Regions from separate parts of the Homo sapiens genome. Here region 1 is linked to region 2. A link is a loop called in an ENCODE intact Hi-C map of the cell type or tissue named here. Cell type or tissue: stomach. All regions are shown on one strand. Links, peaks and the distances in the headings refer to the core of each region. The heading gives the core; the rest is flanking DNA. Region 1 has its middle 200 kb from the start of LNCPOIR. Region 2 overlaps LOC124901385 (a long non-coding RNA gene).

Region 1 (8,526 bases), core at 200-8,199, 1.2 Mb after region 2:
AAAAAACTTGCACCAATCCAAGAAAATGTTTTTACAAAAAGTCTTTATTTATACCTCTTATCTGCATCATAAAAGGTACTACTTTAAAATGGAAAAATCCAATCAAAATCACCATGTCTATCTGATATACCAAAATGAGATCAAGATTTAACTGCACATTTACTAATAATTTTATTAGTTGAGTCAAATTTGGACTTATCCGCTATTAATTTGAAACAAAATATTAGATTGATAATGCTTGCCAGTTCTGTTGTTTTCACTTGCAGCTGCAGTTCACCATGATGCAGTGTTAAGAACAAAGAACACAAACAGTAAACATGCCACATTAAAAGAGATTTGTGATCTACTCACTACATTGTAGAGCTTATTCTGAGACATGTGATGGAATTGTTTGCATGTATCTGTTCTGAACTTCATGTCTTAAGACTGTACACCAGACTCCCCCAAGCTACTAGGTAAAAATACAGAAAAAACTTTGGGGAAGAAATTTGTGCCCTGAGAAACAGAGATTAAGGTAGCCAACTGAAAAGGAGAAAAAAAATGATGTGAGTTTGAAAGTTAGGTGGATGGATATAGAAACCTTATGAAAGAGTGTGATATGCCTAAGCAGGGACGTATCAGCTGAAGTAAACAGTGTTCTAGAGTGTAACAGGGAAAGTCATTTCAAATGTCTTAAGATCTAACTTCTATGAAACTTGCTTCACAGAAGGAATTTGTGGGAAGTTGGAGGAATTACCCAAACTCAAGAGTGCTTGTAAATGAAGTCAAGAATCTGCTCTTAACTAAAGTAGTATACAAAGTGAAAACTGGAACATCATATAAACAATAGGAAGAAATGTCTATGGCTGACTATGTGAGAGTATGAACCACAAATGAGCCGTGATAAAAGGAACTGCTGGTACCTTGCACTTCCAACATTTACATTAAAAAGTTGCACTGGAGGCTGGGCACAGTGGCTCACACCTGTAATCCCAGCACTTTGGGAGGCTGAAGTGGGTGGATTACCTGAGGTCAAGAGATCAAGACCATCCTGGCCAACATGGTGAAACCCCGTCACTACTAAAAATACAAAAATTAGCTGGGCATGATGGCATGTGCCTATAGTCCCAGCTACTCGGGAGGCTGAGGCAGAAGAATTGCTTGAACCCAGGAGGTGGAGATTGCAGTGAGCCGAGATGGCGCCACTGCACTCCAGCCTGTCAACAGAGCGAGACTCCGTCAAAAAAAAAAAAAAAAAAAGTTGCACAAGTCATGAGTGCACATGTAGCCCTGAACCTAAAATTAGAAGTAAAATATTTAAATAAATAAAAAGAAAAATTATCTTTTCTAGTTCTAATGAACAGTGATGCTATGATTCTAAGTGCTTGCCAATAAAGTAGAAGACCTGGAAAAAAAAAAAAAAGTTGCACAGGACTCAAAGCCATTATAGCTCTTCAAATCTTTACTGTTCTTCAAGAAGTATGAAACCAAAAAACATTAATCTAAGGTACATGTATTTAATTTATTTTCTAACTAGCAAAATGATGAGTATTAGAATGTTGGCTTTGAGTATCTGTATAGTCCACATTTTCATCATTGATCAATGAACAATACTGATAAAATTCTTATTTCCCAGAGAAAATACACAACCAATATCCTTGATTGGAAAGAATAAATCTAAATAAAGTCACTGTGGTCTACCATAATTTTCAACCCTCTTGGATACAGTTTTCTCATTAAAAACAAAACATCCCAAAACATGCAACAAAAGTTTAACATTTAAGAAATAATTTTGCTTAGCTGTGAAATAATCACAGTTCTAGCTTTCCCCTTTTCTTGATGTCTCCTCCTTTTCAACTTCTGTAGCCAGCTTCTTACTTATTCTAAATATTTAATAGTCAAGTTTCTCAACATTGGGTAATAGGCCCTCTTCTCACTCTACATTCTATCCTTGATTAGTCTTGTCATTGTCAACTCTCTTGCCTTTAATGACCATTTCATGGCCAATAACTCCCATGTATGCAGTCCAATTACATTGCCTATTTCTTGCATATGCATGTATATAAGAGCAGAGGCCATAATATATGAGTAACTTGGCATCTTGGATGTCAATGTGGATGACTTACAACTATTACAAACTTTTCAACATTCACATATTTAGAAACATGAATTGTTAATCTTTTTCTGCAAAACTTGCTTTTTCCCAGTCTTTGTTTTAACCAAAAAGGGCATGTCTTAGCCTTGTCATTTCCCTCTCCATCATTCTATAGATTCATCAACAAGTCCTCTTGACTCTACTTCGTGTGTGTGTGTGTGTGTGTGTGTGTGTGTGTGTGTGTGTGTGTTATTTTCTTCTCTAGTGTCACCACCACAATTTCATCCACCATTATCTCTTACCAGGATGGCCACAAAGGCCTTCTAATAAGTTTACCTGTATCCCTTCTATTTCCACTCTAATTTTTTTCACACATATGCCAATATAACCTTCTCAAAACATAATGTAGATCATGTCACTTTCCAGTACAAAACTCTTCCAAGCCCCATTACATTCTGATTAATATCTAAAATTTTAAATGTGTATCTTATAAGGCTCCTATAGAATTGTAAGTTGCCTTAGTTCTCCTGCTTTCACCTACCCTGACCTGCATCCCTTTGATCACTCAACTCCAGACTCAATAGGAATCTCTCAGTTCCTCAAATATGTCAAGATCTCCTGTCTGTACAGTTCCCAAAGATACAGTTCTAACTGGACTATTCTTTCTTCTTCCCAGTTTCCCTTCTCATGATTCACTTAGATAATTCTTAGTATCCACCACATTAAAACTTCCTCTGAGAAGACTTCCCTAAATACTTAACCAAAGTTATAATTCCATCATACTTTCCCATTGCAAACAGTGCTTTCTCATAACACTTTATGTTATGTAATCCTATATTAGAATAATTATGTGTTGAATGCTCTCCTTTCTTCTTAGACATGGGATAATGTGGTCATATTTGTTTTGTTTAGAATTGTTTACCCAGATGTAATCAATAAATAGATCATGTTAAATAAAATATGGGTTTTATTCTGTTTGATATCAATGTAAAATATTCATAATGACACTGACACAAGTTGTTTCCTTCAAAAGGTTTTCTTTTCAAGTTATATAGCTTAACATGACTTGTGAATTTGTAAACAGTTGCTAAACTTCTTTATGAATAATCTTTCTTACATCACAAAGGATTTCTCAAATAATTTCCGTCATGGGATTTAAAAGTACTTGCTCACAGCTTGCTTAGAAGACACTCTATTTGTTTCCTTTAGTAAGTTAGTTTCCCTTAATTCAGATGTAAAATATTTGAAGACTGTGTCTTAAAAAATGTATGAATTAACCCTCCCACATGTAAAATATATTGCATATACTGCCTGTCAAGCAGGCAGACCCTCTCAACTTCCAGATTTTTTCTATCCATAATTACATGAACCTGATATGTATTACGTCATTAAATTTGTAAGGTCATTTGCATTTTACAAAGTGCTGTCAGCACGTAGGTCATAACGGCTGTAGAAGATAGGATACTTCACTGGGAAAAACACATTACAAAGAAAACATAACTGTGGTAGTGTCACAGCAACTCACTCCAGAAACTAAAGTGAAGCAATGTTATTTTAATAAGATACTAGAGAGTTAGCAGTTCATGTGACTTTGAGTCATCTTGTTTTTCTTTTATTCTTACCAATTGTGCTATCATTTTGTTCTTAAAAGCCGGATTTTCTATTAAAATTCTGAAACTGTACATCACTTCCTTTGTCCAGTAACTTGCTCCCCCTGGTGGTGGTCTTGCCAAGCTCAAACAGTCATCAGATATAGATATTTAATTTTATGATTCGGATTTTTCTTTTTCTTAATTTGAAGACTGACATCTCGATACCATATTTCTAGGGGGATATAAATTGTCATGAGTTGTCACTGAACTTATGGTTAAAAAGTACTGTCCATTGATTTGGAGAGATCATCCCAGTGATATCTCTATTTCAAAAAATTCATTATTATATTTTCTAAATCAAACCATTTTATATGCTAATATAAGGGTTACTATTAAGAAGCACAGTGACAGATAATAATTGAGTGTTCTGCTTTTTGTAAAGTAAAAGCAAGTTTCTTGGGAAAGTAAAGGAATAAAAGAATGGCTACTCCATAGTCAGAGCAGCCAATAATTAAATGTTTATCATAAAAGTCTGAGAAAATGGACTAATATTCAAGAATGTGGCTGTGGGGAGGCCAAAATGTCCTGTTTGGGAAAAATCTTGCATCTTGACAGCAACATTGTTTCCCATTTTACTGACTATTACTATAACTTAAGGAGTTCCTTTTGAAATCACTGAGTGCTTCTGGCATAAAAGAGATACAGGTTGAAAAAGAATTAGATTAAGGGAAATAGCACTTACTTGAACCTAGTCATCTGAAGTAAGGTGGAATATTAAAAATAAATGGCCACATCTCTGAAGATCATTAAAAATAAATGATCTTTTCTAATTTGACATCAAGTAAATACTTCATATATTTAATGCTGGCAGTATACAAGCTTAATTCTAAGTCAAATGCTAAAATCATATATTTGTGTCAGAACATCATACTGGCATCCAACTTAAGAAGACTTTAGTGAAATGCTCTCAGAGCAAAGGGGAGGGAAGCTGTCTTCAGCTGAATGTATATATGCTCCCAATGCGTACTTGAAATGTTTTACTTGGGACTCTTCATACTGAAGAAGGCATTCAGAAGGAAATCTACAATATATTTTCCTCAGATGTCCTATCATGAGGACTTTGCATTTTTTAAGCCTTTCTATCTGTCAGAGCCCAGTGAAAAGATGGATTCACTCCAGTAAGTTTTAAAAAAGTGACTGGCTTTTAAGACTAATGAATAAAAAGAGAAAATGGAAAGAGAACTGGGAACAAGGGAGAGAGTTGAACATTTACATCAGAAATAAAAAGACTTTCAGAATGTTTTTGGCTTAAAAATATTGTTTACATAATAAATGCTTAATAAGATTTGGAATGGTTTGGAATCTAAGGAGTTAGGAGATTTTAGGGACATTTCACTCAACCATTCAGCACAGATTTATAATAATGCTACTGGATTTATCCCATCGACATTAACTATTTATGGTCTAGCAGGTACCGTAACTATGCCCAAACAGTAACTAGTAATTGCAGTGCATTAAAAACACTCTGGAGAAATCATCTATGACATTCTCTTGTAAGATCAGGGCATCTGTGAAGGTCTTCTTTACTGATTTTGAGATATTGGAGATTCAGGAAGGGAGTTAAACCTTTTCCACTTATGGGACCCCTAATCTTAACAGAGAGCCAGCAAGTCCCTGCAAAGCACTCTGTTCCATTTGCCATGAGACTTCGTTGCACATAATTCTCTTCAGCCAATTAAAACTTAACATTTTGGACCCTTCTGTAATTAAAATGTAAATGAAGCAATAAATTTTGTCTCTAACAACAGTTTATACAGGTTAATTAAGACAAAAACTTACCTAGACTCAGTTTTTCAGTCAAGTATGGTTTTCAAAGAGCCTACTTATGTGGTAGAATATGAATTCTGGACCTGAGTTCTACATAATAGAAAGATCCATTATCTACTTGTCAAAGCAAGGAAAGAAAGTCCCAGAGAGTAAAAAACAAAATACGATTATTAAATGTACTTTTTAAAGTGATGATAAGGAGGAAGAGATTCACTAGTTTCTTTTTGAAATTAATTTTTTATTGTTCAATTTTGCTTCTAACTTAGAAATTGCTAGCTTTAAAAGCAAATAGCCTTCAAATGGTATGGATAATAATGAAAATTGCTACAATGAATGCATTTATGGAAACCATAAGTTTTGTGCATTTACTTTATTTTTATCTATCTACCTGAGTAATTAAAGGGGAACTTCTAGACACATTGGAGACATTGGGGCCACATAACCTCCCTCCCTAAGAGGAGAGGTGAACAAAGCACAGAAAAGCAAACACTTTAGAAATGACCTTGCATTATTCTTGATGCTACTGCAGGAAGATGCAATTCTAAGGGTGATGATGGAAGGGAATAAAATACAACATTTATTTTTCGCACTGAAAAGGCAAATAATGATTTCTTAGTGGTTTTTGCAAGGGAGAATTTTCTAGTTGTTGCCACTTAATCATAGCTGAACTCCTTGCACAATGTCACATTTAATTTTTAGCCATTAGAAAGATGGATACTGTGTAGATGTTAAAAGCAGCAAAGATAAAGAAACAATTACATGATATTTATGACATGAGAAATAAAATATTTCTAGATATCACAGATCACATATAATAATTATTTTAAGAACTGAAACATAACACCAAATTGAAAATTTGGGGCATGGGATATAATTAACATTGGGGTTAGAAAAGGTCATCATAGCTACCTTGAAAGTAAAACTATTGCCACAATATAAATTAGGTCATTAGAAATTGAGAGTAGGAGTTGAACCAGCATCCATAACATGATATAGCACCCTGGAACATCTCATTAAATACTTCAAATTGATGAAGTGTTTTAACATCCTTATGTTTTTATTTACTGATTTAAATTCAGTCCTACAAAGAAGAAAAAGAGACAGACTACAGGCTAAGGCCTAAAACAGAGCTAAGAGGTAAAAAGCATTTTTCGTGGATGTTTCAGAATATATTTGTTTCTCATGCAAGTTGCTTCAGTAGACTTTTAGGGCACAGCTTTTCTCAAGAGAAAACTAAGACAATAGATTTTTTCCCTCATCTAGACATTTACCGCTTCATCCTCATTCGAAGAAAACCAAACCAAAATTAAAAAAAAAAGTATTTAATTTCCTGTAACTTTATTCTACAATTTGAATTAGATATTTTAAATCCCAACCTAATGAAATGTGTATGCTTTTCACTTAGAAATTAACAAATGAATTTCCCAAAGATGTTGCTTTCTTAACATTTTTATTATACACTCTGCATGTTAGTCATTTTCTTGGTTTTTTTGTTATCTGTTTTGCATACACACACACACACACACACACACACACACATTTCTTCATGTTTTACTTTCTGAAAAAAGATTCTCCTGAGCCTTATAAACATTTTTAAGCATCCCAAGAGTCTTTACTCTCAAGTATGTGGTTATTGGTTTTCTGTTTTTGTAAAGCTCCTTAAAACCTTGCTTTGAATCTTTTTCCTCATAATTTTAGTCATGAGGTTCCAGAAGGCATTTGCTACAGAACTTCCAGATACGGCCAAATGTCTTACTCTAGGCCTTCTAGCATGGTGAACTGATAGAAGGGCAATGACTCTGAGTATCTAGGAAATTCAGCCCTTTATCCATTCAGAGACACAACAAGAACTCACAAGCCAAATTCAGAGCACTCTTAAACTGCAGCAGAGACAGTAATTGTGCCCCTGGGGCTACCACACACCCTTTCATTCCCCAGCTGTTGGTCAAACCCTTTAAAGAAGACCATGGTTTTAGGTCTAATATTTAAGTCTTTAATCCATCTTGAATTAATTTTTGTATAAGGTGTAAGGAGGGGATCCAGTTTCAGCTTTCTACATATGGCTAGCCAGTTTTCACAGAACCATTTATTAAATAGGAATCCTTTCCCCATTGCTTGTTTTTGTCAGGTTTCTCAAAGATCAGATGGTTGTAGATGTGTGGTATTATTTCTGAGGGCTCTGTTCTGTTCTATTGCTCTATATCTCTGTTTTGGTACCAGTACCATGCTGTTTTGGTTACTGTAGCCTTGTAGTATAGTTTGAAGTCAGGTAGCATGATGCCTCCAGCTTTGTTCTTTTGGCTTAGGATTGACTTGGCAATGCGGGCTCTTTTTTGGTTCCATATGAACTTTAAAGTAGTTTTTTCCAATTCTGTGAAGAAAGTCATTGGTAGCTTGATAGGGATGGCCTTGAATCTATAAATTACCTTGGGCAGTATGGCCATTTTCACGATATTGATTCTTCCTATCCATGAGCATGGAATGTTCTTCCATTTGTTTGTGTCCTCTTTTATTTTGTTGAGCAGTGGTTTGTAGTTCTCCTTGAAGAAGTCCTTCACATCCCTTGTAAGTTGGATTCCTAGGTATTTTATTCTCTTTGAAGCAATTGTGAATGGGAGTTCACTCTTGATTTGCCTCTCTGTTTGTCTGTAATTGGTGTATAAGAATGCTTGTGATTTTTGCACATTGATTTTGTATCCTGAGACTTTGCTGAAGTTGTTTATCAGCTTAAGGAGATTTTGGGCTGAGACGATGGGGTTTTCTAAATATGCAATCATGTCATCTGCTAGTTCAACCATCGTGGAAGTCAGTGTGGCGATTCCTTAAGGATCTAGAACTAGAAATACCATTTGACCCAGCCATCCCATTACTGGGTATATACCCAAAGGATTATAAGTCATGCTGCTATAAAGACACATGCACACGTATGTTTATTGTGGCACTATTCACAATAGTAAAGACTTGGAACCAACACAAATGTCCATCAGTGATAGACTGGATTAAGAAAATGTGGCACATATACACCATGGAATA
Region 2 (8,526 bases), core at 335-8,334:
TGAACACTTCTGGTTATTTATGCTTATTAAAGCAGTGAGAAGATATGAAATATAAATAACTCCACAGAAAGTCTAAATAAGTCATTTTTTGAACCATAATAAGTAATTTAAGGAAGCTTAAGCTATTCGAAGTATATCAGTTACATTTTATTAGTTGATTTCTGTGGAACAATCACATCTCCCATGAACCTATCTTGGTGTGACTCTCAGAAAAAGGTACAAAAATGGAGGAACCATGAATCTAATCTAGTTTATCAATTTTAGTTACATGCGCTTGTAAAAATTGCAAGAAAAAAATTTCACTGTAGGGTGTTAGCATTTAGAATCATAATAATTTCTAACCTACTTATTTGTAATTTGACTTTCTCCTTTGGCTTACTTTTTATATAAGGAGAATTTGAAGAATCGCATTGCCCTGCTGCCAATTTTTATACCAATGTGGCAGAACATTTGTCTACAAAATTATCTCACCACATCTTGCTGTTTATTTCAATGAATGCCCTGATTTTGCAAATTTTGTAGACAATATTCTAAAGAAAGATATTTTGACATTAATAAAACTTTTCTTTGAGAAATTATAACACGGCTGAGCTATATTTTAAAAATCCCAAATGCTGTGTATATATGTATAGATTGTTTGTATAGAAATGGGACTAGGGGCCAATGGATTCACACTCAGAGCATTATGGTATGTTTACTGCAACAAATGTGTTCTCATTAAAGATGAGGACTTCTTGGAACTTCAGTGCCTACATCCAAAAAATGATTCTGGTTTCTAGGGGTGATTATTTGGTGGAGGACATATTCTGTGGCAGGTGGTCTTTTGTCAATATCCTTCATGATGGTCTACATGAAATTAAGGCTGGCCCTGCCTATAAACCAGTACTGAGAGAAATCTTTTTTTTTTTTTTTTGCTACCTAAGGAAACTAACACTTTTTATCCTGTATCCTCTCTAGTCACAATGAATAAACACATTAATTCATTGTGTACAAAGGACATGCAGCTCAATTATTTTCTAGGGGCATAAATTAAATGCTGAGCACAGTTTAGGCAGCAGGGCATCTTTCTTGAAAGAGTAGAGAAAAGCTGTGGATGCTTCTAATCCTGCCTGTTAGTATAGTGAACAAATCAAGTTTAATCCGTTTCAGTGTTGGGCTTTAAATTTTCATGTTTTCTTCCTGTTTTTCAGTGGAAGCTGGCATGCAGACCAGCCATAGTGCTTGTTTGTTTTTATCTGAACAAATGTCTCCATTCCCACCAAAGGGCTTGTGTATTTTTTACCCTTTCTTTTCCAAACGACCTGTCAAAACTCAGAAATGTCATGTTAATGTTTTATGGACAGACCATCCCAGCTGCTTCGGGAAACGGCAGCACCACTTCAATAATTTACATTGCATTTCTGCTTCACTTTTTCTTGTATCTGTAAATTTTCAGCAGTGAGAAACCAAACGGCAATAGGGTTTCTAGGCAGCGTATCTGTATCTAGAGCTTTGTCCACTGCTAATCCTGTTCCCTGCCCTCCTCCCTAAATGAAAGAGTCAAACAATTTCCATCTTCAAGTGCTAGTGGGAGCCATCAATCTATTCTCACACGGGAGCTGTGTTTCATGTTGTGGTTGAACTTTCACATTTGTTTTTACCTATTGTATTTATTGACTGTACTCCATAATTAGCAACCTATTTTATATTTACTTATTCACTAAGAATTCTGTTTATAAATGTCTTGGCTTCTTACCTCAATGAAAATATTCTGGCTAAGAATTGAATTCATACTTCTTTTGTGTCACTTTAATATAATCATATGAAATCTGGCACAGACTATAAAATCTGACAAGACTCTTAAGTTCTTGTCAAGTTTTAAAAATGTGATAATGAACAAAGTTTGCCTTTTGTTTAATATATGGTGTGGTGGGAAGAGAGGCTTGGCAGTCAGAAGGCCTAGAATTGAGGCTCAGTTTTCCCTTGGCCTTTTTTGGAATTATAGTCAAGGAATTCTTTTTTCTCATCTTGAGGCAGGATTTCTAGTACTTGTCTAGTACTTTATCTCACAGGGCCATTGTGAAGACAAAATGAGATATTGTATGTAGATGTTTCATCAATAGACAATCTTTAGCCTGATCCTCTTAGTCTGTAAATGACTTTAACACATTTTGTTTGAGTTTTAACACATTTTGCCTCTACATCAACGTTTTGAGGCTTTCGTGCTCTGAATCAGCAAAGGTCCAAGTGGCAGTGCCTACTCGAAGCAACACAACCTCTTGACTTCTGGAAGTGTTAAGCAAAGGTGTTCAGCCAGGAAAAGTGCAGATTGGTGCAATCCTATGTCAGAGAATGTGAAAGGGGTTTGTGTAACAGAAAATCATTTCTGGGCCGGGCGCAGTGGCTCACGCATATAATCCTAGCAGATTGAGAGGCCAAGGCGGGTGGATTGCCTGAGCTCAAGTGTTCGAGACCAACTTGGGCAACTTGGTGAAACCCCATCTCTACTAAGATACAAAAAATTAGCCAGGCGTGGCAGTGTGTGCATGTAGTCCCAGCTACTCTGAGATGAGATCATGCTACTGCACTCCAACCTGGGTGATAGAGCGAGACTCCGTCTCAAAAAAAAAAAAAAAAAAGATTATTTCTGTTGGTTCTCATCTAATAAAAAGGTGCCCTAAACAAAGGCCTGATCTTTTTCTAAACTCTCATTGTGAGAATGTAAAATATACATAATTTATCAAAGAACCTTAAGCTTACAGAGATTTTCATAAAAATGTTTTAAATAAAAGAGCATGTACTTTCTTTAGGGATCAATTTCTAGGACAAGTCCACTTTATGCATAATCTAGCACCTTGGAATTTATAAAACAATTATCCAGCACCCATCAAGAGGGGTATATTTTTCACCTTGAAAGTGGATATTTAGAATTTATGTGTAAATTATTTTTAGATATTGTACTAAGTCCCTGTAATGGAAATTGTTGAAGAATTTGAATGCAATATAATATATTGAGTCATGTTTAATTGACCTGAATCTAAATGGCTTGTATATAATAGAATCTCAGAGATTTCCCAAATTTATATCTCATATTCTATTGTTTCCCTTATCAGATGGGTTATTGCCTTGATATAAGAATGCTAAGTAGTGAGTTTTAACTTACATACATCTTGGGTTTATTGTCTGCCTTATATTATAGTTGTTTCTAGGCTTATCTCTCTTTTGATGCAAGGGACTCAATCATGTTTTCATAAGCCACATAATTACTTGAACATACTAGTTGCTCAAGAGATGCTAATAGAAGGAGTGAATAAGTAATTATATATTGTCTTGAGAGAACAATTTTTCCCAAATGATTTCATGAAGTTTTCATTTCAGCTATTGGCTATGACATAACTTAATGATCCAAAGTCTTTGGCCTGTTCAGTGTGACTTCATGGAGCAACTAATGTTATGTCTGTGGGCATCAGTTTATCACCTGTGGAAAGTGAAGATGCTGACATGAACAACTCCCAAATATCATAAGCTGATCTTTGTGCCTTCTTATCATGCAACTCAATCCAAGCTCTCTGATTCTATATGCTTTTACTCCCACCTGGAATCTCTCATGTGCATTAACAGACGCACACAATCATGTGAAATTAATGTGTCTAATTTCCCTAGAATTTCCTCTCTCTTTTGAAGCAGAAATTAGGTGGAAGCAAGTGTGTGTGTGTGTGTGTGTGTGTGTAAGTAGAAATGGAAAAAACATTTGTAAAAATAGACATTCTTTATCTGTATGTGGACTGATTTCTTCTTCTTTAACCAGAGAAAAGGAAATTTAGTTTATAGAACCAGAAATGGATGATTTGCAGAGCTCAGGAGAATTCTCCTACTGCTTGCAAATTAGGACGTTGGGAGAGGGAGACTCAAAGCATCTTAGAGAAGAGAATAGAAGGGAAGCTATACACAATTTGGGGGAGGATATTCTTAAATACCACAGTCTTTATTCCAAGAAAATGACTTTTATCAGCCTAACCTAAATAATGTTAGTAAGTAGAAGCAAGTGCCATGACTTGACTTAACATGTTTGTGTGGAAACTGTAATTATATATGAAGTTTAATATTTTTCACTGATGGTTATTCTTTACCCATATAGCCCATGGTGATGTTTTACAGCACCACCCTCCTTCCCACATTATGGTGGAGAGGGATGGATCCCTGGCAGGCAACACAAGGATGTTTACCCTACAGTGTGTGGGTGCCAAGCCTCTTGTGCTGCAGAGTTCCAACTGTTCACTATCAATTTTGATCTTGGCTTAAAGAAGGACCACCCTCTGTCTGCTACTTGCAGACAAAAATGAACCGCTTACCACTGCTGCACGTCATCAGCCAGCAGATGCTAACACTCTCTGTAACAGGATAACAGGAATGCATCATAAAAATAATTTAATGTACTAACTAGCTTTGGAAAATAGCTGATTATTTGATTTTCTATATTGTGATTTATTAAAGAAACAAGCAAACAAGACAATTCTCCTTTCCAGAGGGAAGTAAAATGGATACAGTTACCACATTGAGTATCTGTTATACTTAAAAAAATCAAACCTGAAAGAATATTAATGGTCATGATTACATACAGTTGGACATAAATCTTAGGTATTGAGGGCTTCTTGAATGCTAAAATATGTGGTATGACATCCCTCTTTTGGAGGAAGCTGGGCACTAAGAAATGTGCTATGTTTTTGGCAGGAAGTCACTGGCTCCATCACTGAGTGGTTCTTTGGTCCCAGCTGCAGGTTGATTGATGGCATCACATCGAAGAACACTCTGGGGGGAGCTGTTTATCCCCATCTTCCATCTGGAGCTGCTGGGATAGAGTTCACTGTGATGATGGCTACTGAATGAGCTGCACTGGCAGGACCTCTGTGACAAGGAAGGATTGCGGCTAGGGAGCCAGGCCCGAATCAAAGGATGTCAAGGAAATGAATGGAGCTAAGCAGGAAACAGCCAACTCTTCTCAAACATGATGGGGCAGCAATTCAAAAAGAAAGATGGTGCACAGCTTTTAAAACTACAAAATGGGAGAATATTATGTTCCTTTGTTCTTTCACTTACAGAGGTTACTTTATAGATATGTGTTTCAGATCAAATAAACATGCTGCTAACAACTGAAATATAATGACTCTGTTGACTGCTATGTACCGTTTAAAATATGTTTAATCACATTAGATTATAAGCCTCTTTTAGGGAAGGTATCCAATATTTATCTGGGCACATCAATAACCAGTACAAGAGAAGCATTCTTGATCCACAGGTCCTCTAGGAATCTGCAGTTACTATGTGTTTAGAAAATGGCAGAACAGAAAAGTCGCGCACACACGTGCAGACACACACACACACACACACACACACACACACACACACACACTCCCTTTTAATGGGGGACAGTATAGAAAAGTCCATAAACATAACACAGAAAAGCACCTGCAAAGAATGGACAAATGTAAGCATGCATCCCACCAACCACAGACATAGCTGGAATAAGTGCCAAGTACTGCAGGGGTAGGAGGCTTCATGAGAAGTGAGGGCATGTCTGGGATCACAGCCAGTGACAGAGTGTCTAGAAAACCTCTGTGGAAGAGAGTTGTAGGCAGATCTTGAAGGGAGACATGTAATTTTCTGGGATTTTTTGTTTGTTTGTTTGTTTTTTGTTTTTACTCTGCTGCTTATGGTGATGAATTACCACTTTGGCAGTGTAGTTTTGTGCAATGTTATTGTAAAGCTTTTATTATTTATAATAAAATCCATTTCAAAAACTACACTAATAGTTATACAGCATGAGATGCAAAATATCCCAGAGATAAAAATGGAAGAGTTCTCTAAGAAGGGTGACTATTCAGGCTAGTTTCTGAGTTGGGTTAGAACTGGGGCCATTCTGGCTGGTGGGTTAAAATTTGTGAGCATTATTTGTAATTTGACAGAAAGGATAACTGCAGTGATGAGATAAAAGGATCATTGAGGAAGGTGAAGTTAGCTGTTTTATTGCTTCAGGAGGTTTGACGGAGGGAAAAGTGAAATAGAGAGAACACACATGAGGCATCTGCACACCTTGTTTCTAACATAAGCAAGGAAAAGACCAACCTGAGAGAATATATTTATTAGTCAACATAATTCTGTCATGAACGTCTTGTTCATTTTGCTGTATGGAGTTCACAGATTGATTCTGTGACTCTCACTTTTCTGGTTATGGGTAGGTATTATTACTACACTACCCTGTTTTTACACACAGTTAATATAATGTTTTTATTTTTGGCAATAAAATCTATTTATTAAACTACGCTGACTAGATTAAAAAGGTGCTTTTTGGAATCAGAATTGCATTGTGTATTCTTTTGCTTTATAGACAATATTTATTTAAGGTCTGAGCTGACAGACACTGAGATTCTTATTAACTGAGGCAAACACCAAAGGCTTGGAATGATTAACACTTGGAATCAGGAGAAAGCACTAACTAGGCACCTAATTTGTGCCCACTGCTTTATATTTGCTTTTTCTTTAATGTCCCCACAACAATAGGGATTAAAATGATATAAGGATATAGGGACTAAAATAGATTAAACAACTTGCTCAAAGTTATGTAGTTAATGAAAGAATGAACAGGGATTTGAACTCAGCTCTAAGCGGGATCCCACTGTCTTAGTTCATTTAGCATTGCTATACAGAAATATCTGAGGCTGAGTAATTTATAAAGACAAGTGGTTTATGTGGCTCACAGTTCTGCAGGCTATACATGAAGCATGGTGCTGACATCTGTTCAGCTTCTGGTGAGGACCTCAGGCGGCTTCTGCTCATGGGGGAAAGCAAAGTGTGTGTGAAGATCACACGGCAAAAGAGGAAGCGAGAGAGAAGTGAGGTGCCAGGCTTTTTTTTCACCAACTAGCTCTTGCAGCAACTAATAGAGTGAAAGTCACTCTTGTGCCACACCCAGGGAGGACATTAATCTATTAATGAAGGATCTGCCTCCATGACCCAAACACCACCCACTAGGCCCCACCTCCAACATTAGGGATCCAATTTCAGCATGAGATTTTGAAGGGACACACACCCAAACAGTATCACCCATCCTTTTTTCATTACTCAGTTTTGCTTAGATTTTCATGGAGCTGATTATCTAGATGTCAAGTTGCTCAATTTTTTGACGTCCTATCAGCTTTGTGTTAGCAACCCATCCCAGGGAAAATAAAAAAAACGTGAAGCATAAAATTTATCAATCTTTTTACTTAGTATAGCTCTTATAAAAAGTTTTGCTGAAGAAGAAATTGAATCAAATGCCAAAAATTAGAAGCCTCATTAATAACTATGATTTTAATTTTTAAAATTCTCCCTCTGATGTAGAGCATTGGGACTCAAAAGCAGGTGTCATTGTGTAAAACCTGTGCATCAAAAGTCAACATATTAAGGGAATGGCATTTTAAAAATTCTGTCTTATGCTATTGTAAACTGTGATTGGCACAGTTTTATAAACCACATATATTAATTTATTAAATATTCTAAAGTATTTAGTTCACATTACAATGTTTTTTTAAAAAGAAATTTTCTTTATTAAATGAGCTGCTGTCCCAGTTAACAATTAACTTCTGGAAAATATTTTAAAATATCATTTTAAGTCGAGAAGACCACTGCCATTAATGGATAAGTTTAATTTGGGGTCTATGTAGTCTTTTGGGGGTCAGGTATTTTGGGCTGAATTTCACACCTCAAAATACATGTTCATGTTCTCAGCCTTGGCACCTGCTCATGCCTTTATTTGGAAATAGGGTTTTTACACATGTAATCAAATTAAGATGAGGCCACACTGGATTAGGGTGGGCCTTAATCTAATGACTGATGTTCTTATCAGGAAAGGGAAATTTGGACAAAGACACACTTAGAGGAGAATGCCATATGAAGATGATGACAGAAATTAGATGATGGGTCTCCAGGCCAAGGGATGTCAAGAATTGCCAGCAACCACCAGAAGCTATAAGAGAAGCATGGAACAGATTCTCCCTGAAAGCTTCAAGTAGAACCCAATCCTGTTGACATCATGATTTAAGACTTCTAGCCCTAGAAGTGTGAGAGAATACATTTCTGTTATTTCATGCCACCCAGCATGTGGTACTTTGTTCTGGCAGCCCTAGGAAACAAATACCAATACAAAAAATAATCAACCACAGAAAGTACATCTTTCTCTTCTAGTGGGAATTTCTTTTCTTCCAGGTTACACGTTTTCCCTGTGGATACTGATAGACTCCTAAAAGACAACAACTGAACAATATATGTATATTCCTTAAAAAAATTTTTTTGAAGGCAAACATTTTCAAGTATAAAGTCACATCAAATTTCATGGTTCTGAGTCTAACTGGAATACATTTTTATTTAGTAATGGCAAAGAAAGATTTCTGGTTCAAGATCAAAGGATTTGAACAATTCCTATAGATTCTTGGGCTTCCAATGACATCTTCACAATAATATGCAGCAGATGTGCTGCTGTTATGAACCAATGTGTCATCATCCTATCTCCGA

Evidence for each region. Peaks named below come from ENCODE experiments on the same cell type or tissue, not always from the same donor. Only the 100,000 strongest peaks of a DNase experiment are listed, where the experiment ranks them.
Region 1: a loop joins it to region 2, with 4 times the contacts of the local background. A loop is called at or near these places in 65 of 110 quality-filtered maps.

The regions. Positions count from the first base shown.
Region 1 is chr6:114,743,368-114,751,893 of GRCh38, reverse strand. No RefSeq gene overlaps it. Among named protein-coding and RNA genes, the nearest start is that of LNCPOIR, 200 kb to the right of the region's middle. In stomach, for the core only: a CTCF peak has its summit at 3,811 (motif pointing left); a DNase peak (open chromatin) is centred at 3,783.
Region 2 is chr6:115,898,404-115,906,929 of GRCh38, reverse strand. It overlaps LOC124901385 (a long non-coding RNA gene), which reads left to right. Exons shown (of 2, transcript XR_007059720.1): 2 at 4,711-5,135. Among named protein-coding and RNA genes, the nearest start is that of FRK, 160 kb to the left of the region's middle. In stomach, for the core only: no CTCF peak of the experiment used is centred there; a DNase peak (open chromatin) is centred at 4,279; H3K27ac peaks cover 1,123 bases.